Linked DNA regions of Mus musculus: region 2 is linked to region 1. Evidence: chromatin loops called from intact Hi-C (ENCODE). Cell type or tissue: left cerebral cortex. All regions are shown on one strand. Each heading gives the region's core, and the rest is flanking DNA. Links, peaks and the distances in the headings are about the cores only.

Region 1 (12,964 bases), core at 1,946-9,945:
CTGTGGTCTTCCCTCCAAGCCCACCACATCCAACACTCAGTAAAACGGGCACAGATAGACAATCTACACACTATCTTCCCCAATAGACTTCGGGTCCCACTGAGAATGGCCCCATGGGAGCATATATTTGAATACTTGGTCCCAGTTGACAGAGTAGTTGGAGAAGATTAGGAGGTATGTATGACCTGTTGGAATAGGGTGTTGGAGGAGCCATGTCACTGGGAGTGGCCCTTGAAGGTTCAAGAACCCATGCCAGGTCCTGCTGTCTGTCTGCCTTCTACTTTGGATCAGGCCATGAGCGCTCAGCCTGCCGGCTGCCATGCTTCCCATGGTGATGGCCATGGACTCGCCCTCTGAAACGTGATGCTAGAATTAAATAAATGCTTTCTTCTGTAGGCTGCCCTAGACAAAGAAACAAGGCAATCCTCAAAACTGATGCTGTAGCAATATGGATGTGGCTCAGTTGGTAGAGGACTTAACTGGAATGCATGAAGCCTTGGGCTGGCTACCTAGCACTGCATAAAACCAGGTATTGTGGGGCATGTTGTAAATGTAGCCCCTGGGAAGTGGAGGCAAGAGGATTAGAAGTTCAAGGTCACTCTTTGCTGCATGAAAGTTCCAGGCCAGCCTGGACTATGTGAGACCACGTCTCAACAAAACAAAGCAAAAACAAAATTCAAACACCTATACTCAACTATGTTAAGGCCAAACGCAATTTTTGAGAGGCGTGAGGCTAAGAGTAATATGGCATCCCTGGCTGAAGATTCTGAACAGGAAATGGACACTAGAGAACTACCCATGAGTGTGGATAAAGAGACATGCTTGTTCGGTTATGTTACCATGTTTGTTCCTTGAGACTGGCTGGAGTATACGTGCAAATTCTCTGCATTACCTTTGCAGAGGTTATTTACAATGAAAGGAACACGGAGGCCACAGCAGCCACGTTCAGCACTGAGGTGACTAGAGTGACATTGCCTGACAAACAGTGACAAGCCTAGGCTAGGGTCCTGATCACTGTGAGTGCTGACCAACCAATACCTTGGGTGATCTGGGAACTTGTCTGAGATGCCAAGACCACAGATGGTGTGCAAGCAACAAGGAAAAAAAAAACTCAGAACTGGCTCTCACCCCCATCTGAAGTGAAAAATAGGCAATTTTATGCATGGGGGAAAAATAAGACTAAGACTAACGTGATTGGCCAGGAGCCATCGGTGTTCTGTGAAAACACATGACAAACCAGTCCTCATATTTCACTTAGCAAATACTACTGCAGAACCCAAGCAGGTGTGAGAGAGTTAGACAGTCTCAACAGACCTGTGTCTGACTTTCTTACTGTAAACACAGAAGTCACAGACAAGAGACAATGCAGTCCACGTGAAAAGACTTCCAACACAGCAGTCCATAAATGACGGTGTCTGAAACTGTCTGGTTGGGAAATTCGGGGACCCTAGCTAGCCACCTAAGTCTTTCAGGAATTGCTCAATAGGGAAAAACATTTTGTCTTCGCAGAACAAACACGTGGCATGATCGTGTATGCTGAAATGGGTTTATTTAATTGCGCTGAATTTCAATTGGAAAAGAAATCTGGGGACTAATCTGCTCTAACCAAAGAGTTTCAGAATGTATGAACCAGATGAATCCACAGCAATCATCAGGCAAGAAAATGAAAACATGAATGTCTCCAGGAAATTAACACTGCCAATCAAGATGGTGGGTTTTTTGGGGGGAAGGGGGTGGACAGATCCTCTTGAAGTTCATCTGGCGTGAAAGTATAAAGCAGAAATAACCTAGAAGATCCTGAAAAGAAAAACTATGTTGGTAATGATGTTCTACTACACACAGACTCAAGCAACTTGACCACAAGGAGAGATCAATGGAATACGTACAGTACGGTATCTGCAAACCAGGCAAGAAACAACCAGGTCCAATCAGTTTGACAGCTACAGAATGTCTGCCTGTGTTTGTGTGTCTGTGTGTGTGTGTGTGTGTGGCGGGGGTTGGCTGTGTGGGCCCAGCTGATGGCCACATGACAGGGGAAACAAAGCAGGTCAACTTGAAAGCTGGAGCAGCCCCCAGCCCTGTCATACAGAGACAAGATTAAGTTACGTGTTTGCTTCTATTCCCTACCCAAATACCTCTCACATCAGCACAACATGAAACTCCTAACATTATCAGACTGAGATATGAACAGATACTTATAATCTTCATCACGGGAAAGACTTGGGTAGAAGAATAATCACTGAGAGATTAATTTGATCCAAACGTGAGCAAAAACGTTGGTTAAGTAAAAGATCTATTCATTAGTATTGTCAAGTATATTTGACAAAATTTAATTCGGTATTTAGTAAAAAGGTTTTAAAAACAACATGCGTGGGGGAGGGACATTAAGAAGAAAGGAACTATGTGTCCCACAAGTGTATCAGTTTTCAGATTCATCTATAAATACAATGCATGACCCCAATCAACAGCAAATTTGTCCTTGAACACGATCTTAAAATGTATTTGGAAACCTAAGGGCATCCAGTAGGCCATTTTAAGTTAGTATAAAGGATAGAGATTTTAAATGATCAGAGAAGAGGTGATAAATAAATGAAGCCATCATAAGGAGAATAAGTCAAGAAATAGGCAATTGGAGCACAATGACCTACAATGTAAAACATCTAGATAGAGTTGGGAGGGCACATCAGGACAGACAGGACACATCAGCCAGGGGTAGTGCTGGTGGACACAGATATCAGTAGGACCAAAACATGGGCATCTGCAATCCATTCTCCCACACACTAAAAGCCACTTTAGAAGACCTTAGACTGAGGAAGAACTTAAAATAAGATACAAAGGAACGCTGCCCACAGGAAGAGCAGTGATGAATTTTAGTGCAGTCAAATCTTTTTCAACAAAAGGCACCACTTTTAAAATAAAAAACTAAGCCCTATTTCTTGTGAGGTTAGATGCTTGTTTTTATATAGATTCCAAGGAACTTATGCGACAAATATATTGATTGCCTCCAAACTTCTTTTTAAAAAATTGGATATTTTCTTCATTTACATTTCAAATGCCATCCCAAAAGTCCCCTCTATACCCTCCCCCCTGCCCTGCTTCCCTACCCACTCACTCCCACTTCTTGGCCCTGGCTTTCTCCTGTACTGAGGCATATAAAGTTTGCAAGACCAAGGGGCCTCTCTTCCCAATGAAGGCCGACTAGGCCATCTTCTGCTACATATGCAGCTAGAGACACGAGCTCTGGGAGTACTGGTTAGTTCATAATGTTGTTCCACCTATAGGGTTGCCGACCCCTTCAGCTCTTGGGTACTTTCTCTAGCTCCTACATTGGCCTCCAAACTTCTAAGGCAATGACACCCACAGGCATAGCCACATAGGCTGCAGAGAAGGCTAAGTGTTTAAGGGCACTTCCTGCTCTTCCAGAGGACAGTTCTCAGGCCCCACATTGGGCAGCTCATAAACACATGGAATTTCAACTCCAGAGGATCCGAATTCCTCTCCTGGCTTCTTCGAATACCTGCATACATGTGCGTGTGCTCCCACACATTCACGCACGCACTCATGCACTCACACTCTCTCTCTCTCTCTCACACACACACACACACACACAGAGAGAGAGACAGAGACAGACAGACAGACAGACAGACAGTAATGCAAATTCAGAATCTCCTACATAATCAACACAATTCTAACTAAAAATACAAGAAACCATGTTATACCCTTAGCTTGGTAAGAATTAAACTCTGACAGTGACAAGTGTTAATGAGGCTGTGGCCCAAAACAGGCACTTCAAAGAGCAAATCATGACAGCTATTAAGTTTCAAGTTGTGAGTGCTCTAAGCCCCTGGAACTTCCTGGTTATCTACCCCAGAGCTAATCCGGTGCATTCTCTATGAAGTGGGAAAAAGTGCAGTTACTCTTCTTCTAATAGTTAAAAAAAATCTTTAATACTCAGAAGTCTTTCAATAGGAAAATACATTTTAAAAACAGTGACATATATCTGGAGACATGACTTAGTTGGGTGAACATAAGTTTAGATTCACAGGACCAGGTAAAAAGCTCAGGACAGAGGCACATGCCTGTAACCCCAGCAAGGGAGGGGAGGGGAGGGGAGGGGAGGGGAGAGGTGTATCCCTGATGCTCACAGCCACCTGGTAAAGCCAAACTGATGAGTTCCAGGTTCACTGAGAGGCCACAAAGCCATGGAAAAAAGGCACCAGACATCAACCTCTGGCCTCCACATTTGAGGGCACACATACATACACTAACAAGTACATTACCACACATACAAATGAACGAACTTCAAGACCATAAAAATACTAAATAAGGGCTACAGACAATTAATATAAATAATCTCAAAGTTACATCATTGGATGAAAAATTCCAGGTCAGAAAATGCATACAATACGAACTGTGACGATCAGGGAGACATACTGTCCCGGTCCCTTTTAAGTAGGGAAAGCTTACTCCCCACCTCTCTGAGGACTGCTGCAACCTGACAGCCATCTGCAGGAGGAGTCTCATCCCTCCCATCCCTGTGTCAGGCCAAAAACTGGCAGATATTAAGCTATATATAATGTAAAGCCAGGACAGGCCCTAGCAGTCCCTCTGGGGATCAGATGAAGCCTTCGTGGAGCCTTTCTGACTGCCTAATTTGTCCCTCTGCCCAATCCTCATTTCTTCTCTTCCATAAGCATCAACACTTGGACTGATCTGACATCCTTCCCACACCTCCATCTTCTCAGCCTCTCCTTCCCTCCCAACAGACACAACTGATACTTTGGATAGAACATACAAAACACAGCATGCTGTGAAATGATGCTATGTTTGAGAATATATGTATGTTTACATTGTCATGTTTTTAAAATGCATTGGGATGACAAGATTCAGTAGAGAGGAAAGCAGTGAGGAGCAAAGGCTTCTGGGAAAACACATAGTATGTCTTAATGACCACGTACCATTTGAGTTCTATATTGAGTTCCTTATGCACTTTTTGTATTGCTAAAATGACCCATGATTTTAAAGAGTAACTTAGAAAGATGGTGGCCTGCCTCTTTGTTAGCTATGTTCTACCTCCTTTCTGCCTCCCTGAGCAAGAGAGCTGGCCTCTTGTGACCAGTGCGAGTATCGCAGTATTGTGACAGAACCATAGGGGTGGGAGGAGAGCATGTATGAACACCGTGCTACACAGTGAGGTAAAATCATGCCGCGTTCTACACAAGAGCCACTTTCCTCTGCTGGGGGCAGCAGCAAGCTCCACGTGAGTGAAATGAACCACAGGAGAGCTCTCACATCAGCTCCCCAGGAAACAGCCCTATAATGGGAACCAGGACAGGCTGGCTGCTCAGGGGTGGTGTTTAAATCTGCCACAAACAAGTCACAGATAAAACGTGTAAGAAGGAACCAAAGGGAAGGGAGAGGCTTAAGGTGACCTCCTTCCAGATTCGGAACCTTTTCTAATACTCAAAGCACCACAGTAAAATTACACTTAAAAGCAAACACCGTGAGCTCAAACTTTTTCCCTTTATAAATGTAAATTCCAGCAAAAGCTAGCCATGGTGGGTCACGCCTTTGAATCACAGCACTTGGGAGGCAGAGGCAGGTGGATCTCTTGTGATCTTGAGGCTAGCCTGGTCTATACAGTTCCAGTCTGGTCAGGGCGATATATTAAGCTCAAAAGAAACAAATACTAGCAAAATGAGAATTCATGCCTTAGATCAGGGGCTCCCTCTTGTGGCACACAAAAGCCTGCTTCCGGGAGTGGCTCGTCAGCCTGGAGGACCTTCTAGAATTTTCCAACAGTGGAGACTTTCATCTTTGCCATTCAGTGATAGGGAAACAGCTCACTGGCTTCCTCTTAGTACCTTCGCAGGGACCTGTGTTCAGCTCGGGTGTGCCGCACCCACTTTGCACAGCAGTGGCACAAACGACATCTGCCCACATGAACGTTTTGTTGTCAAGATTGCTCCTAAAGCATGTGTGGACCATATGTCACGAAAAGACTTACCTATGGCTCAGGGAAACCCTAGCTTCAACTTGTGTTTGGATAAGTTCCGGGGTAACTTAGAGTCATGATCACTAACAAACCAAAAAAGTGGATCATGGACCAGTTTTCCCAAGAAAGAAGAGTAACTTTCTATATTCTTTCCCCAACATTACCCCAAAGGGACACAAAGAGGACTTTCTTTTGTGCATCTGCTTGTTACTGCAAGCACTTCCTTGAATGACAAGGCATAAATAATCACACTTCCCAAAATAGTAAAGTGTCACCCTCATTTACATACTGATGTCAGTGTACAAAAGCAGGGAAGCTTATACTTGGTGCTAACCAAAATCCTAAATTTTGGCTTAGTGAACTTCAGTCAAACAACTGTTTCCTAAACTACTTTATTCCATTTGCTTTAGACTAAGGAAGTTTTTTCTAAGCTTATTGATTTCTTTTATTAAGATGGTGGGGAAGGTGGGGGAGGCATACGTTGGGAGGTGTCAGAAGGAAGTGATGGAGAGTTAGGGGCAGATCCAATCATGAAATACTGCATGTATGAGTGAAACCATCTAAGAATAAAGAATAGTCTTTTAAAAAATTAAAATGTAGAAGTCTACCCAAAAGACATTGAAATGTAATTTTCTATTTTAGATATGAGGGTACTGGGAGTGGAGACGGCCAGACTCCAAAATCTGATGCCCTTCTGGTCCTACGGTAGACAATGGGCAGCTCCTGCTGGAATGCGCTCCAAGGTTCCTCTTAGCTACCATCTACTGCCCCAAGAACCTTATCCCTCCCTGGGTTGGGACTAAAGGTATGTGCCACCATGCCCACTTGGCTCTTCCTGTTTTAGTTCTCAATTTCCTCTAAATAAAGGAGGACTGTACTGTGAAAAGAAAACACAACTCTACTTCTACTTCAGGTATGAAATATAAATATGCTTTATTATCCTAACGAGTATCTTCCACAGGGAGAATAACCTCACACTGTGCCACTATTACCTCAGAGGACCCAAATAGCGGATGCTCTGAAATGCTGAGGTTTCTCAGGATAGACAGATTGTTTGCTTAGACTTCTGTCAGGTTCCATTAGCAGGTTGTGAATTAGTTATCAGCAGCCCAGAAGGTGTCAGCGTCCACTTTTCCCAGTTATACTCAATGCTCTGACAAACATCAGCCAAACTTAACCTCCCTACTTGCCAACGGGAAAGGCGCTTTACAGCATTTGGTCTTACTGCCTCCATTTGACCTTCGTGAAGCTGTCGCAGGCACGGAAATTGCCTCCCTGTTAGAAGACTTACATGTAGGCATTATCTGATCTAGTATAGAGATGTTTAGGCAGTGGTTTAGGGCCAGGGCTTGGGGCATGGTTTAGCCTTTATTTCTTCAAATATCTTGGTAACATCCTTTAAAAGTAACATACAGGGAATTAATCCCAAAGAACCAGGCTTTCAGCACTTCTAGTTGACAAGAACTAAGTTTTAACATTTGTTTCTTAAGAACTTTGACTGTCAGAATATAAATGGCACTGAGCAAGGAGAAATGAGGCCAAATTTCACAATAGCTGCAAAGCAACCTTGGAGCAGAGTCAGCGCCAGCCTCTCTGCTCACTCCCTCACTCTGTCCCACCCCAGAGCAAGCCCAGGACACTCGCCCAAGAGCTCAGTTCCCCTCCCCGGCCTTACTCAGGTAGGTGCCTATCTTCTAAGTCACAAATGAAGAGAGCCTTGTCAGGAAAGCAAGTCTAACATTGGCCAGCCTTGGGAAACGGTGCTGACTTCTCCCAGCAGTGCACAATCAACTTCCTTAGCTCTCCTTGACTCAAGAAGACCTAAGCTCGGTTTCTTATCATTCTCCCAATTATCCTTGCCCATTTTTGTTGAATGTGCTACTGTCAAGGCCATGGCTAACTCCAGCAACCCCAAGGTCCCAGCTGATCTAACCCACCCGCTGCACTGACTAATGGAGGGCTGCTCACCGACGTTGCAGCTTTTCAGACCCTGTACTACACTGTCCAGGTGCTATCCAACCCATCTCCCTTGCCAATCCCACCTTACTTCCTTTAGTTAGCTTTGGTCTCAGGCACCCATCTCCCTTGCCAATCCCATCTCACTTCCTTTAGTTAGCTTTGGTCTCAGGCACCCATCTCCCTTGCAATCCCATCTCACTTCCTTTAGTTAGCTTTGGTCTCAGGCACCCATCTCCCTTGCCAATTCCATCTCACTTCCTTTAGTTAGCTTTGGTCTCAGGCACCCATCTCCCTTGCCAATTCCATCTCACTTCCTTTAGTTAGCTTTGGTCTCAGGCACCCATCTCCCTTGCAATCCCACCTCACTTCCTTTAGTTAGCTTTGGTCTCAGGCACTTGGCCGCTGCTCCACTCTCTGCTTCTCCCTTGTAAATGCCCTGATCTTGGACTATTCACACTGCAGCAGCTTAGAAGAGCAGACGCCGCACACCTCTCTCTTTGAAACCCACCAACTCCTGTTCATGTCATCAGAAACAAAAACCCCTAGTATAACCGTCATTTGCATGTGGCCCTATGCTGCTCACTTTACTCCTGTGTGCACCTCTCCCTCCTGTCCAGGCAAGCCTGGCCTGGCTGCATCCTAAGATCTCTGGATTTGCGACCCTGTCTACACTCAGTCCCACTGCCTTCCCCTGGGATTGCTTGCTCTGCTGTCTCAGAAGGTACTTTTCAATGGAGGAGCTTTCCTGAAAGTGTGAAGGAACACGCCTATTATCTAGCACGTGGGAAGCTCAGGCAACAGGGCTGTTATAAGTCTAGGCCAATCTGGGCTACACGCAAAACCTTGCTTTAAATAAACAGATAAGTAAACAAGTCAATAAAAAAGTAAACACAGAGAGACTGACAAATTCAAGGTACAAACAACTTAAAATTTTCTAATCCAGGCATGGTGACACATGCCTGCAATTGAGCACTCAGGAATTTAAGGCAAGAGATCTGAAGACCAGCCTAAAGTTCAAACTTCTATCTGAAAGAGAAAGAACAGGGAGAGGAGAGAGAAAGGGGAGACAGCTAGCTGTCACATGGTAAAATGGAGGAAAATGAAATTAATTTTAATTTTAATGTTTTATTTAATTCAATATATGAATAATGTTATTTCCACATTTAAAGTATGAAAAATTTTAAATATTGTGGAGTTGTTATTGTGTCTTTATATAGCCCAGGCTGTCCTGGAACTCACTCTGTAGACCAGGCTGACTTGAAACGCAAGACATCTGCCTGCCCCTGCCCCTGCCTCCTGAGTGCTGAGATTAAAGGCGTGAGCCACTATGCCTTGCTACGTGGTAGTTTTTAGTATTAAGTACTTGGAATAGCGCTTATTTCATAGCAGAGAACATCTCAGATGGCACTACCATGTCTCAGTGCTCAGAAGATGCGTGTGGCCAAGAGGCTGCCATATTGAACAATGCCATGTTCTGACCCAAAAGCAGCCACCTCAATGAAATGGGGACTGCCTTACACATCTGCTCTCTATTGTTAACTGGAGTCCAAAACAAGACCCTCAGGCAGGATCATGGTGTACTACTTCTGTCAGAAAAGCTTCCAAGAATAAAACAGAAGAAAGGGTGTCTCTTCTGATACGTCACTGCCATCAAGACAAGTGGCTTGTGCTTTGATGGCAGAGGCCAGGGCCCTTCTCCCTGCTCTGTGTGACTAAGAAACAGGCCCTACAGTCTGCTGTACACTCAGATAGCACAGCCATTGTTTTTAGCTAGAACCATCGGTACGATTTCCACTTAACTGGCATGGATCTCGGGTCCGCCCTGCTCTGAGGGACTGCACTGAGAGGCAACCTTTTCCAGTGTTACAGAAATTGCCTCACCTGTACATCTGCATTTTACTAATAGAGACTGAAACAAGTAACCAAGGAGAAGGCTTTTACACACGAAATGCCTGCATTTAAGCACTATTGTCTTCAGAGATGAACTACTATGTAAGGAAAGTGCTTCCATGGCTCTTATCAGTGACTTTACCGTCTCTCAGAATCCCTTCATTTACAAACACGCATTTACTACTATCTTAAATTATTGATTATTGGCAGGGGAAATTACCACCCCACCATCACTCGCTAGTAGCAGAATTTAAAGAACCCAATTAAAATGCACCTCATCGCTCTAAGATTCTACACTTTGTACATGCTTATGCACCTGTCTGTGTGCGCATGCGCACACTCGTACGTGGAAGCCAGAGGGTGCCATATGCTGCACTTACTTACCAATGGCTCTGATCTGTGGTCATGTACTCCTGCAAACCAGTGAGCCCTGCCTGGGTGCATCAGCAAGGCAGAGAGGTGGCAGACTCCTGTTAGCTCAGTTCTTCTAACGCTAGGAATCAACGAGATGCCTGTGGGAGAAAAGAAACTATTACATCCAGGACAAGCTTCAAGGAGAGTAGAAAGAAAACAGGTTTTCTTTTCCATTTGTGTGTGTGTGTGTGTGTTTAAAGTGATAGCGCAGAGCAAGTTAATTTGTGGCCTTAGACACAACATAGCAATCTTTGTATCAAATGATGTCCTTTGTTTTAAGGCATATATACATATAGCATGATCTGGTTACTTTTTACCAGTCTGACCCTTCACCCAGAAGAATCTGCTGTCTCTAGCGATAAGACTAATTGGAGATATTTTTGATTCAAAAGAGGCAGGGAAAATGGCTACAAGACTGACCCAGGACACACAGATGTATTTCTATAACCAAGGGAGCTGGGAAGCCAAAGTAAGGGGACTGCCATGATTTGGAGGCTAGCCTGGACTATATAGCAACTAAGCTAGGCCAACCTGGGATGCAGTGTGCGGTCCTGCCTCAAAGAGGGAGAGAGAAAGAGAGGAAAATGTCAGTGAGAAAAGAGAAGAGAATTGAAAATGAGTTATTAACAGATAAGCTGATTGAAACTCTGGGCTTATTGTAAAAACATGAAAGCAACTGGATGTTAATGTTAAAACACAACTGTAAAGCTGTCTGCATGCATGGACTGAAAAGACCACTTGGCTTGGTGTGCACTGGGATGAACTGTCTCTGTTCTCCCTAGATGGTCTCTCACACTGGTCTCTCTGCTGCTATTTTAGAAAAAAAAATCAGTATGATTTCATTATTTTAAGTTGTTTACAGATGCCGCAGTATCACATTGAATCAGCTGAAAACATGAACCCCTTCAGCTGGCCCTGCTCCAGGGACACTGTATCAGGAAACTGCTCTTTACACCTGCTGGGAACCTATGAGCCGAAGGCACGTTCTGTTCAATGGAGGCTGTGCTCTGCACCACGTTTAACTCAGAACTGTCCATGCTTCAGCCTGAGTATTTTTCATGGATGTTTTCTTTTTGCCAAACTTGCTGTTTCCTGTCCTTGCCCCTCTAATCCACCTCAGCACACTGCAAACTGAGCACTATCCCTCTAGGCCTCGGAACTTGTCCCATGGTACTCCTGACAGCTCCCGAGCCTAAAGCCTTCGAGGCCTGAGGACCTGGTCTCCTCCCACCGCCCAGGCTCTTATGGCCTGCTCTCAAACCACAAGGCCCTAGCTAGGCTTTCTCCTCATCCACAGGGATCTGTCAGGACTGCTCCCTCTGTGAGGCTACTCCCCTCTATGCCAATCCTTCCTATCAGAGATGACAGCATAGGCTTTAACCCAAGTGACATCACGCTGCCCTCCCTACTCTGAGTCCTCCGTGCTTTGCTAGAGTGTTCTCTTCCAACACTGCATTTGCTCACCTGTGTGCTTTTAGGAAGCCCATCTCTGAAAACCCCCTGTAAGCAACTCGGGAACCCTGGCTGTTAGGCTATACAGAAAAGACGACATAGCTATACAGACCATGAAACTGGATAGTGCAGAGAGGGAGAGTCTCTCGTGGTGGCTGCGCTCTTCTCCTGAGGATCTTCCAACCTCCTCAGGTGTAACTCTAATTGCCTAGGTCACCCAGGGCTTTTCTCAGTCTGTAGTTAAGTGTTTTCAATGTCTTCATGTGCAACCCCATCTTTTAATATGGAGCCTCTATAATCCCCAGTCTATAAGTCTTTGCTTGTTCCAGACTCTATATATAGGATAGTGGACATGGTGGTGGTACATGCCTTTAATCCCAGTGCTTAAGAAACAGGGTCAGGTGAATATGAGTTCAAGGCTAGTCTGGTCTACATAGCAAATTCCAGGAGAGCCAGAAATTAATAATAATGACAACAACAACAACACCCTGTCTCAAAAATAAAAATCTTTGTTTTCCTTAAATATCAGTTTAATTCCACATTGACAAAAAACAGGACAGGAAACATAGGTCCAGAAGACATAGAAAAATACATGCAAATTTTATCACACAAAAACTAAATGCCAAAGCTTGTAACACAGCACTGGCACTGATGGAGCCCTGGGTTCATGTCCCAGAAACACAGCGTTAGAAAACAAAAACCCAGAAGAGATCTAAGTGTGGCCATCATCCATAAGCTGTCATTAGCCTTCTTAATCTAAAACAAACAACAACAAAAGCCCCACTTCAAACAGCCGCATGGAGTAGATAAGCCTGTAACCCCAGCACTCAAGAGGCCGGCAGAGGGAGGACCAGGCAAGATCAAAGGCTACTTGAATTTAGATGCTAAGACCGGGCTCATAAAACCAAGAGCAGGGCCTACAGCTCTGTGGCACAGCCTTTAGCAATTCCAAAGTTATCTCTAGCCATGCTGGACGGAAAGTCTCAGTTCTTATCTGAAAAAGTCTTGTCCAGCAGATTTTCATATAAACTGGGGTCTTCAGAATTGTCCCTGGGGGGATATACTGGTTGGTTACACAGGTCCTGGGGTCAATCAACAGCACTAACAAGGAAACACACACACACACACACACACACACACACACACACACACACACACACACACACACACGAAAAGCTACCCATGACACCTCCCTAAACCCCATTAACACATCCTCTTACATTGCTGGTAAGGTGTGTGATCTGGCCTCAAGTA
Region 2 (12,964 bases), core at 2,167-10,166, 52 kb before region 1:
AACACACACACACACACACACCCATGCATGTGCACATCCAAGCTGGAAGTCAAGATTTCAGTCTTCCTCTATCAATCCACCTAATATTTTTTGAGATAGGTCTTTTTTTTTTTAACCCCAGAACCTGGAAACTACCATCCCAACCAGACCAACTGGTTAGATAGGGGTCCCCTAGTCTTTGTACCCCTAGGCCACCCCTACCCCCTACCTCCCAGTGTAGCTGTGACTACAGACGTGACCCTCAGACCCTGGCCTTTATGTGGGGGCTGGGGATCTGAATTCAGGTCCCCATGCTTGCTTGACAAGTGCTTAATTCACTAAGTCACTTCTCCAGCCTCGGATTATATGTGCATTTTAGGAGCATATAGTCGCACATAATACAGACACTCTCTTTAAACTGTATGTGTCGCAAAGTCTTGAAAGTGGCTTCTAATTGGCAAAAGAAAAAGTCAGTGGTGCAAACATCAAAACAGACATCTTTGATATTAAGTTCTTTAAATGTAATTACACAAGTCAGCTCAGAAACACAGATCAAAAATGAATAAGAAGAGATATTGTGTTTAACTTGAGAACACACCAGACTTCCCTGTGGCTTTTTGAGACCCTCTCATTAAATCCAGCTTGAAAAATTCCCCACAACTAGGAAAGAACCTACAAATCCAAGAACCAGCATCAGCAGGCAGGGAACAACATGGGGGAAAGTCTGAGACTCTCAAGCCTACTCCATTTCCCCTTTCATTCTCAGCTTCAAGCACTGCAGAGCAGGACAAAGAGCACACCCTAGTCCCACACCCCAGAGCACCTTCAGGGATGTGAACCCCAGGAGAGACTGAGCTGAGTCGCTGATGTCAGAAACAGTATAATTAGAATCTTCTTTGTACATGGTGTCCAGTATCGTTCAAGAAAGGCTAATGAGTTCACGGTATATAACTGCATTCCAAGCTTCCTACCAGGTCCTGGGTGGCACATGCGATATCATCATCCTTACCTAGTGAACTAGGTACACACAGGTAACTACATACAGGAGACAGGTGCTAGAGGTACAGACCCAAGAGAGTGTTAACCTGCTCTGGCAGATGGAGAATGAGAAGGTCATTGGTATCATCACAGAGTTCAACTGACAAGTCCTCAGAGTCACCTAGGAGCACGCATTAATCATGGCTGCACAAAGCTGCCCCCTAAAGAGGAGGGCACTGAAGCACAGAGAGGTCCTTCCGCTTCCAAGCAGCGGAGCTGGATCAGAAAGCATCCACGTTCACCATCTGCTTCTGCAGGGACTGAACCAAACAAGACGGATGAAACCCAAGATTTGGAATGTTCAGGGAAGAGATGAATTGCTCCGAAATAGGAAAGGGAAGGATCTGGGAAGGGTTTCTCCAGGTGGGAGAGGCTGGGGCCCAGAAGCAGAGCAGGTGAGTGGAAGGCATGGGACGGCCAGGCCAGACCAGGGAGCACAGGAATGGTGGATGTCCAGAGAGCGTTTCACAAGGTTATGCTACGTGGTGTGGAAAAGAACACTCTTCTATGTCTCCCTGGGAACTCGTCAAGGACAAGGTGGAGCCCAGGTGACCTGTGTGAAGACTTCACACACACATGAAGCTATGGGAAGTTTTAACGAGCACCATGCTGAATGCACAGAAGAATGGCTCAAGAGAGAGTACCCAGAGCAGAGAGACAGGGACATGCTCATGGAAATTTGGGTCAAAGGCAATGGGAAGAAAGGAGACACACCGGAGAAACAAGAGCAGTTAGATGTGAGAACTGTCGGAACATACAATTTTGACCAGATTTATCTTCAAAGATGAGAGAAAATGACACAGAAGGGTCCAGGCAGTATAGTAAGTCACAGATCATAGGCTTAGGTAATCCCATCAGCTTGGAGCAGTTGAGTAGAAGGGATCATACTAAGCATCCTAGGGAGATGCCCATCACTGAGCGTTGGATGTTCTGGAACTCCCTATGAAGACTAAGCTGGCCTTGAACTCAGAGAGACCTGCCTGCCTCTGCATCCCAAGTGCTGGGATCAATGGTGTGTGCCACCCTCCCAGGTCATTTATAACTGTTACTAGCATATAATCCATCACACACTTTGAGTTTCAATATGGCATTCTCATATATGTACATAATATACTTTACACATGTTCACTCCTTCCTCTATTCTCTTTCTTCTCCTTAATTTTTTAAAAATTTACATTCTGTGGGAGGGAAAATGGTCTGGTTTCCATTTGCATCCAGTTCCTTGCAAATGACATGATTTTGTTCTCTGTGACTGAACAATGCTCCACTGTGCGTGTACACCACATTCTCTTTACCCGTTTATCTGCTGGACACCTAGGCTGAGTTCATGGTTTGCTTATTGTTGAGAGACCGTCAATAAATACGGGTGTGCAGATGTCCCTGCTGTCACTGACATTCCTTTGGGTGTATCCCAGCAGCAGTGTGACAGGGTCATGTGCTAGTTCTATTTTTAGGCTTTTGAGAACCTCTATTTAGATTTCCATAGCGGCTGCAGTAATTTACATCTCCATCAGCAGCGGGTCAGGGTTTCCCTGCAGCCTCCCCAGCGCTTGCTGATTTTTGATTTCCTCATGACATCTGGGGCGAGATGGAGTCTCAATGTGGTTTTGATTTGCATTTTCCTGATAGCTGAAAATGCTGAGCATTTTCTTTAAAAATGTACGTACTTGCCACTTCATAGACTTGTTTGGGCTCCTTTGGAATAGATCCACATGCATATGGACAACTGGCTCTCAACAATGGTGCCTAGACAAGTCAATGAAGAAAACAGAGTCCTTTTACAAGTCATGCGAGGAAAGAAGTAGGGTTTGGGAACCACAAGGACAACTAACTGGAGACAAATTACTGGCAAAGCACGGGTCTAAACAAACACCCTGGAGAAAGCTCCACAGACGGAGACAAGATTATTTAGAAGGAAAAAAAAATCTACCAACAGTACAGGAACTTCTTGTGTTCAAATTCTATTAAATTTTAAACTTCTCAGCAGACGATACTTCCTAATTTAAATATTAGCACATAATGTCCAGTCATAGTGATAGATACCAATTACTCTACCATGCAGGAAGCAGAAGGCTCAACAGCTCTAAGCCAGGCTGAGGTGTACAGAAAACATACCAAACCCAAAGAGAAGGGCAAAAGACTTGGATACTCCAAAAGAAAAAAAAAAGATAAATAGATGGCCAGTAATTACATACTATTTTTGAAGGAAATGCTTATTTTAAAACCACAATGAGACACTATGGATATCTAAGAGCATAAGTGAACTTAGCAAGTCAACAAGCACAGCGAGGAAGGAACTGAGTCCCCAGAGTTCACCCAGCTTGCTGGCATAATAGACAAAACAGAAGAACGGCTTATAAGCCTTATGAAGGTAAAACAGATCTTCTGCATGTCCCGGTAAGTCCAAAAAATAGAGAACAGTGGCTTGATGTTCATTAAAGCTAAGGAAGCGGATGCCATTCAAACATGTCAAGAAGATGCCCAAATTGCATCTCCAGAGCAGTACGGAATACCACAGGCCCACAGAGGAAGGCTGGAGAACAGGTACGTACATACAGCAGTGACAACTCCTTGGTGGAAGATGGAAGACAGGAGTTCCCACTCTGTGACTCAATCTGTCTGAGACTAGAGTCCTAGCATGTTCACTCCAGCAAGGGAGGGAGGACTAGGGTGAAGCACAAGGGACACAACACAACACAACTGTTGTCTTTCTTGACTGGGATATGGACTCCGAGTCCCCTGAAACCTGTGTACTTTCCTACAGTTAATTCATCAACTGTCAGGGACCTGGAACTGACTAATTGGTATCTACATTTCCCATTTCATAGCATGCACGACAGACAGAGACAAGAACACTCAACATGGGTTTGGCGGTTCTTAGCAAACAAATGGGGACAATCTAGAAATGTCTCAAACAACAGGAAGAAATGGGAGGGTTTGCACTTCCCAGGAACCAAGTGGCACATAAGGAGCCAAGTGGCAATGGCAACCACAGATCAAGAACAGCCACCAACCACTACTTTTATCATTTTAACAACTAGGTTGGAAAGAACCAGGCAATGAGCACTCTGTGAAGCGACATCAGTTCACTTTCATTCCATTAGGAACCTCCTCAGTTAGATTTCGGGGACCCCCACCCCAGTTACGGTGCCCCATTAATTAACCCTTTTCCATGACTAAATGCCAAATAGTACCGAATCCCAAAGTCCTACAAGATCCCTTGTATGGCTTGGTCCTAAGTCCTCAATGACACACATTGGAGACAGAGCCTTCAGGAGGTGGAGTCTAAGAGACGGAAACTAGAGCACTGCGGATAAGCTCATGAAGGATTATGCTGGACTCATAACACTGCTCTCTTTCACTTCCTAGTCACCATGAGGTCAGCAACTCCACAACTATGTGGCTGCTTCAACACAGACCCTAAACAATAGGCAGACCCGACTATAAATCAGAGCATGGGCCAAGTGCTCTCCCTTCCTTAGAAACTAGATTATCTTGGATACTTTGTCACACTAAAGAAAACTTAACACATCTGGCTAACTGTTCCGATTTAATTCTGATAACTAGTAGAGAGACTTGCCATTTTAAGATGGGGTATGCTTCAGGGGTGCTGTGCTACATGAGAGGTATGAATCCATCACTGAGAGGTACTCTTGCTCTTTATCCTGGCACACACACACACTCCCCCCTTCTGTACACACACACACACACACACACACACACACACACTCTCCAGAGTGGAGAAATTTGCTCAAATGTCTGGAGGGTGAAGTGAAACCCAATATGCTAAGCAGAGGCAGCTCTTGTCCTGGCCTCTGTCTGAGACACAGAGGAGGCCAAGCGAGTTTATTCAGAACCTCTATATGGCTCCAAGTTCAAAGGACGCAAGTGTAGTATGGGATAGAAGTGGTCAGAAGAATGGAAGGAGGTAATGACAGTGTCTGGTGTCACACAAGCAGGTCTCCTGTGTTGACTTCACCCCACCCCAGGTGATGAAAACAGGGAGGTGACTCTCTAAGTAAAAGCCTCGTGAGGACTGAACCACTCACATGGCCATGAGAACTCCCAAATAAAGCCTGCTCCCCCCAACTCTCAGCAGTTCTCCAATAGCACAATACAGGGAGACCACCCATGTGGGAGAGGCACCCTTCCAACACACACACAGACAGAGACATCGACATCAAAAATAAACAAGATAAACAACAAAAAGACCCTGGAAACAACAGAAAATTGAGGACAGCAAAGAGCAAAATAAAATCTTCCACTAGTAATCCAAAAAGAATTGAGAAAAATAATTACACCCATACAATATCAAGACATTATCCAAATAAAAGGCCTAGGAAATTAAAAATCACGAGCCCAAGAGGAAGCACCAGAAACCACTGTGGTGGTCAGCCTACTCACACAGCTTTGATCCCAGGAGAGTCATTCGACTATACAGTCAGTCCCTTCCCTGTGCTGTGCTAGGCTGCATGGGACTGTCTCAAGTTCAAATGGCACACACTGAACAGGTTCACGGTAAGAAGGCAGGGACACAATGTCCCACTGCAAGAAAATCTGTGTTTATTTTTAACTCCTCGGCTAGTTTACACCGTGATGGATAAACTTCTCTCCATACCTGTTTTTCCTTACACTGCCCTTCCTGTGGAAACAGCAGGAGCAGTGAGGTCAGTGGTTCAAAACCCTGCTCAGCACGGGGTCCTCCTCTGTGTGTGTGTGTGTGTGTGTGTGTGTGTGTGTGTGTGTGTGTGTGAATGCACAGATGTTACCGGGCACGAATATGCTGTCAAAGAACAACCTCGGCCGTAGGTCCTCACCTTCTACCTCAATATTTGCCCATTTTTATGTGCCAGGCTAGCGGCTGGGACTCGTTTCCACAGGAGCACTGGGATTACAGCAGTACATTCCTCCCTATTTTATACTGAGCAATGGCCCTGGCCTCCAAAGCCCCCCTTTCTATTAATGAAATAATAATAATAAGCTCTATCACGTGGTACTGTTCCAAAATACTACTCAACAGTAATATCAACAAGTGTATAAATAGCTTTTAAAAGGCTAGGGCAATTCCCTAAATTCAATATAAAGGAGAAAAGCAATGTATAAGTAAAATATTTATATTTCAATACAGAAATAAAGAGGCCCTTGTAACTTACTTGGGTTTGAGCTGACAGACAGGCCAGCATGATGGCAGTATGTTGCAAGTCACTGCCAAGTCTGCTGTCCTGAGCTCCATGCAAGAACTCAAAGTTAGGTGGAAAACCACACCTGACTCTTGTATATTGTCCTCTGACTTCCACACGTGCACAGCACGCATGTGCCATAGCGCGTGGGCACATAAGTAAGTGGATTTTTAAGTTTTTAAAGTAGTCAGATAAAAGGGTGAACCACTGTTAGACAACAAAATGAAAGATAATATACTCTGTGAATTACAAAAATACAAAATAGTTTTGTATTATAAAAATGTAAAGTTAAATCTAGGCTTAAAAAATTATAAACTAATTGGTGACTACATGAACACCTAACATAAACTCATTTGGAATACTGCGTACGTTTTCTTGTATGGGGCTTGCACCTTAAAGTTCCCTCAAAGAACAGCCAGAGCGCCCTCACGCATTTCCACTAGGGGGAAGACCTGCTTCCTGAGAACCTCGGCAAAGAGCTACGGGATCGCACTGAGAACCAGGGCACCAAAGACCAAGCACCCATACACCTAAGAAGCAGATGGCCGGAATACAAAATGGCTGTGAAGAACTTACTTTAGACCTTCGTCACTACATCTATATTCAATGCCATTTCCTCTTTCTGAACTGGGAACTATCAGGCGCTCCAGACAGAATTCGGGAGTGGAAAGCTTTCTCTCTCTGCGCCATTTATTTAGGGAGCACAAAGTGATTCCAACTTGAAAAAAATTTTAAGATTCAAATCTGGCTATTTAATGAGACCAGGGAGTTTTCAGAGCTGTATAGCTCCTGCTTCCTCAAAACAAGAATTAGAGCATTCTTTCGCATGTGGCCAGCACAGGAAGGGGGAGCCATTTACTGTAAATGCCTCTCTGATGCAACCAACCACCTCGTTCAAAGAGAGAATTCATCCAAGAAGATTTAGTCACTTCTTCTAGAAAAATGCCACCACACTGAATGTACACAGACCAAAGCCCACGCCCAGAGACAGGGATGAGCTGCTTGGCCGACAGAAAACAGACCAACAGACGGGGAAGAGAGATCTTGACTTCACCAGAAAAGATTCAGCAGTGTTCTTTCCGAGGTTGGCCTCTGAGACGGGCAAGCCGGACAGACATGTTACCATCAGTTCCTAAACTCATTACAGGGATCGTTCCCCTCTGCCTAGCTGTGAAAGCACCTCCTAAAAACTTCCTAAAAACTGGTTTAGAACCAGGAACTAGGCGTAATTAGTAACTTAGTAACTGTGGCTACTTAGTTTACAAAAACCTTTCAAATGCACAAGGAAAAGAGGAATCCTGTAATTTAAAATGTGAAACTGAAAGTACAACTTGATGAAGGTGGGTTACACATGAAGAGGGTGAGACAGAAGGAAACGCTGAATAGCAGTTGGGTTAAAAAAAAAAAAAGAAAACTCAAAGAAAAGCAGCTCTGAGCTTCTTTCCCTAACACCCCCAATCCACACAGAGGAAACTAGGGGAGGATCCCTCCCATTTCTGCTTACCCAGGGCACCCCGAGTTCTTCTTAGGGCAAGATGTGCGCACTTGCTTTTCTGGAGGAGGCAGGGAAGAGTCATGGCTGTGTTCTGATGAAGCCGGGGATCCCCTTGATGAATGAAACCACAAGGGGGTAATCTATGTTGGCTCAGCAAGCCATTGGCTACCGGGTGCTGAGGCGTGTGGAAGTCTCATTTGCCAACCTTCTGGTAAGCCTCTCACAGCCCATCTCAGGAGAGCCGCAGGATGCATTACACCCGGGCAGAGTCAAAACTAGACAGGGTTCGTTGTTTCCCTGCCACTCTCCCCAGCCCAGAGGAAACCACAGCCAACCACAAGGAGAGCTGGCTCCTCCGCCAGGCGAGAGAGAATTATGATGTCGACACCGGCAATTTACCAACGTATCCCACACCAATGCCAGAGCTTGCTCTCTGTATATGACTGCTGGTGAGTCTGAAGTAGGTACAGGCAGGCAGGTACCACACTCTCAGGCTAAGAGGCCGGGGCCATGGTTTGGGGATTCCATGGAGGTGGGAAAGTTATAAAAAAGGAAATGTTAACTTTTGTTGAAAAACTAACAAGAGCTGAAACAAAGGTGTAACCCAGCCTTCATAAACAAATGTTTCAATGTGTTCTTGAACAACCTGTGTTGATGCCTCTGTGGGGCCCAAGAGTGTGCCCCTCATCCAAGCATCCTGGGTCTTTATCCTGCACTTTACCATTTAGGGCCATTTGCCTGTCTAGAGAACTAACACTGCTGACCGCAGACACCATTGGGTGATTTCTCTCTGACTCTAGTCATCAGGACAACCCCACGTAGAGCATCTGTAACTTTTGTGAAAGGAGAGTCAGGTTGAGTTGCCTGTGCCTGCCCTCCCCCCAACCCCCACCTCCATGCTAGAGGGGTAAAATCCAAGCTGACAAATGCCGGAGGAAGAGCAGTCAGTGTTTGAGACTGAATCCAAACATTATGTCAGAGCAGTGGTTCCCAACCTTCCTAATGCTGCGGCCCTTTAATACTGTTCTTCATGTTGTGCTGACCCCCAACCATAAATTAGTTTTTGTTGCTACCTCATAACTGTAATTTTGCTGTTAGGAGTCATAATGTAAATATCTGTGTTTTCTGATGGTCTTGGGTGACCTATGTCAAAGGGGCTGCCACTCACAGGCTGCATTAGAAGATTGTGTGCCTGGGGAAACAAAAGACACGCTGCCAAAGGATGTGCACGAGGAAAAGGCGCGGGAACCGGACAGATGCGCTGCGCTATAGGCTTTAAATCAACAACTTTATATAATGAGTTCTACATGGACTCCCCAACTCAGCTACCTGACTCGGGCAACAGGCATCCAAGTGAATGTATGCCCTACACAAGTGGTGCTTGCTCTGAGTACCTAACTACTTCCAACACTCTGTGGACATAAAAATTCTGTAAATTGAGATTTAAAAAAAACCCACTCAGGACACATATCTGAAATGACACCATCTTCCTATATTTCTTTTAAAAATTTTTTTTAAACGTGTTATGTGCCTGCATGAGTTTATGTGCACCAGGGTCAGAGGCCAAAAGAGGACCTCGAACACCCTGGCAGTTCAAACCTGGATTCTCTGCTGGAGCAGTCAGCACTCAGTCATGAGCCATGCTCCAGCCCCACTCTGTATCTCTTTGCTCCATACTGATTTCCACAGGTCTGCAACCAAGCAGAAGCCTTGGGAGTTTCCAACTTCTCTCCTCCATCCTCACTAGATATTTCAGTCCAAATGGTGGGGAAGCCTCGTCTTTACAACATAGACTTAAGAATGTTATGAAATGTGAAGTATGGAAGCTTGTTCCTTCCATAACACAAGCTTTTATCTTAACCTTCTATATGTTTCCACAAATACTTTCTGAATCGAGAAGTCCAACTAAGAAAACCAAGTATTCGCAAATAAAATTTTGTTTCAGGATCATTATCTACTGGGACATCCCAACACCAACAGGAAGGAAGCTACCATTTAACTGTCCTCTCAGCTGATCTAGCTTTGTTTAATGTTACCAGTATTTTGCCTAATAGTAAAATTTAGCTGTGTATCAGAACAGAGATTCTCATATTCCATGTTAGCACTGAAACCTGTTTCATTCCCCAAATAACACTAGGTGACGGCTGATGCACACTCTAAATGGCAGCAGGACACCGGGTTGATGTGGTGTCCCAGGAGCCTCGGCATTTCCGGCTTACTCCTGTTGAAGCATCACATTTTGGAGATGGTACAAATACTATTGCTACTTCTTTAAACCCTATCAATGTATTCTGTGTATGCTGTCATTGTCTCAGACTGAGGCATACCCGAGCTGATTTCTTTTTTTTTTTTTTTTTTTTTTTAAAAGTCATGTCAGGCCAAATCTCACACAAATGTCTTACCTGCCCCAGTAAGTTTCAGAGTTCCACCACACCTGACAAGTGTGGAGCCGAACACAGAAATTACTATCTCTACTGGCAGAGCCCCTGGGCAACCATATCCTTAGGGGGTAAGTTTAAGGTCATTTTAGAAGCGTAAACCTTCGTCAAGACGTGTTTCAAAACGTATGAGAATACCATATTAATGACTAAGAGCTAATGTTACATTTCAACCCAGATATGTATATACTCACGTGTTATTTGCTGGTGTGTAAATCTGTGAAGCCCTGCCCTGTGTACTAGCTTTTCTGCCTAGAACAGGCCCCTTACATGAAAACAGCCCCCCCCCCCAGTTATTACTGCCAAGGGATGCAGACTGTCCTCATTTGCAAAGCACATCCCGACACTTATACAGTGAGGGAACCACCTGACATCTTTTCTTGTCTGTCTTTCTTTTTGTGGGCCATGCCCCTGTTGTGTGACACTGAACGTGTTGCAAGCCCCAAGCTCAGGCGCATGAATCTGAAAGGGAACTTAATCCTAGGGTAATCATTAACCAAGAGCTCTGAACACCACGTCAGGACAGAGGACAGAGATCGAAACGCCATTTCTAAGAGTCGGCTACTTCTAAGCTTCTGCCACCATGGAAACTCAGAAGTCCTTCCTTGCCTTCTGGATGCTGTTTTCTGGTCTTTAAAAAGATGTCTCACCTGGCAAAGCTGCTGTATCTAAAGTTTATGAGAAAAAATGCCCAAAGAGAGGGGAGATGGATGCTGAGGGACACCTAGGGCCACCAGCTTGGATCTGGGTCCCTCCAAGGGCTTCAATATCAACCACCCTCTAGAATAAACATACTACCTGTAAATAAAATCAGTAGGAAACTATATTCTTGTATCAGAAATATTCACAGGTATTACAATTATCCAGGACTTCCAAACTTACATTTAATCATCATTTTCAGCAACTGTATCTTTTCTGTTGATTCAGAATTTAGTGTTTTTCTTAAAACTAAGGAGGAAGCATTCTGGCACAGTTAATAGCATTAAAAAAAGTCTTCCCTTAATCGTGCAATACATTCTGAGACCCTCAGTAGATACCTGAAACCTCACCTAATGTAGAACCTACCACACATGGTACTTTCTCCTGTGCATATATGCTTGAGTTAAACTTTAACTCATAAATTAAGCTCAGGAAGAGATTAGCAACCGTTTTTAAGGTTGGTATTACATTGGCTCAGGACAAGAATTCATCTTTCCTCAGGAACATGACTGCCAGGTAACCTATTCCGAGTCTGACTTCACTCCTGGCGCATGCGTAATGCTGTGTGAATGGGTGTGAAGAGCAGGTGTGCATCCATGGAGCAATGCTGGCCACCACTGGAGCACAGCACGCTGAGAGAACCTCTCATGTGTCTGTATGCAAATGTAAGAAGACTTAACCGCCGAGGCTGGTGGGCACTGAGGTGAACACACAGTGTGTTTCTGCCTTGGTGTGACTGAGGACTGTACCAAGGTTTTTGGCTGCAACTAGTACTCCTAATTGAATTACAAGGAAGAAAGCACATGATCTTAGAAAAACACAAATAGAATTAAAATGCAGAGCGAATACGTGAGTCTATTTCACATGTATGGAATCAGAAAGACTATGGCTTGAAAGGTCATCAAGAAGAGAGGGGAGCAATGATCAAATCCTCCCATGTTAAGTAAGAAGGTGCTGGGAGTACAAGACTCTTGTGAAAGGCTGGCCAAAGGCAGGTGGTGTGTGAGTTGGCCATGTTTGACCAAATGTGTGCAAACCAAAAGTCTACAACCTTGGAAGGCTTTTGTGTGTTGGTCCTGCTAAGAAGCAGTTTGCCAGGGAAGTGGCTATTCAGTCTGGCTGGTGACTCAGGTGGTTAGAACACAGGGGCAGGGATCAGAATGGTGTCATGGTGTGTGGTCAGCCTGTGGTGTCTGAGCATGAACAGCTGTGAACTTTCCACAGGCTTGGGGCCTGCTAAAGGCGGCACAGGCCAGAGAGTAAGGCAGCCTAGCAGAGCAATGGGCTCTTTAGACCTCTGTTCTCCAATAAAAAAGACTCTTTAGGGGAGAGTTAAGGAGTACAATCGGAAAACCCTTACGATTAGCATAGCTAATTCTAATTTACTTATAAGAATGATTAATGGATCTCATGTTATCATTCTTATCCATCTTAACATTTCACATTTGCCCAGAGTGAATTGAACCAGAGCAGTGGTCCTCAACCCCTTCGGGGACCGAATGACCCTTTCAAAGGGTTGCCTAAGACCATCTGCATATTGGGCATTAATGATTTTTAACAGTGCCAAAATTACAGTTATGAAATAGCAACGAAAATAGTTTTATGGTTGGGGGGGTCACCACAAGCTGAGGAACTGTATTGAAGGATGGCAGGGTTAAAACGTAGAGAACCACTTAATTAATATTAAAAGGCCTTTTAAAAAATGATCATATGAACTTTGACTTTAAAAAATTATTAATATTTAAAAGAATGTGATTAGCTGACCAACATATAATGGACTCCTCAGTGTGTGTGAACGCATGTGTGCGTGAGCTTTTATATGGCTACAGTTTAGTGGGGTTTTTTGTTTGTCTAATTTTTTTCTTTTCCCCCCTGTTTTTTGAGTGTTTTGTTTTCTTGGTTTTGGGGGTTGGTTGTTGTATAAAATATTTGTTTGTTTGGGGTAAAGAACTTAAGGTTGCGTGGGTAGGGACGGGAAAGAAAGAATATAAAAATACATTTAAACTTAAAAGTTGTTTCAAAAGCATGTGTGCTGGATGGCAGATTCCAAATTTTTTTTTCTCTCACTACACTCCTGCTCCTTTGGCTCCCTGTGAAGTTACTCTGTGGTCTGATGTTGAGTTCTTTAAGCCATG

Evidence for each region. Hi-C counts contacts between places; a loop is a spot of excess contacts. Peaks named below come from ENCODE experiments on the same cell type or tissue, not always from the same donor. Only the 100,000 strongest peaks of a DNase experiment are listed, where the experiment ranks them.
Region 2: it touches region 1 in a loop (2.0-fold over the local background); 7 of 42 quality-filtered maps call a loop at or near these places.

Annotation. Positions count from the first base shown.
Region 1 is chr6:31,170,794-31,183,757 of GRCm38, forward strand. The region is part of intron 1 of Lncpint (long non-protein coding RNA, Trp53 induced transcript); the gene reads right to left. Among named protein-coding and RNA genes, the nearest start is that of Lncpint, 41 kb to the right of the region's middle. In left cerebral cortex, for the core only: a CTCF peak has its summit at 5,752 (motif pointing left); a DNase peak (open chromatin) is centred at 5,834.
Region 2 is chr6:31,118,748-31,131,711 of GRCm38, forward strand. The region is part of intron 3 of Lncpint (long non-protein coding RNA, Trp53 induced transcript); the gene reads right to left. Among named protein-coding and RNA genes, the nearest start is that of Mir29b-1, 62 kb to the left of the region's middle. In left cerebral cortex, for the core only: a CTCF peak has its summit at 6,636 (motif pointing right); DNase peaks (open chromatin) are centred at 2,557, 6,712, 7,134 and 7,932; H3K4me3 peaks cover 1,159 bases; H3K27ac peaks cover 1,655 bases.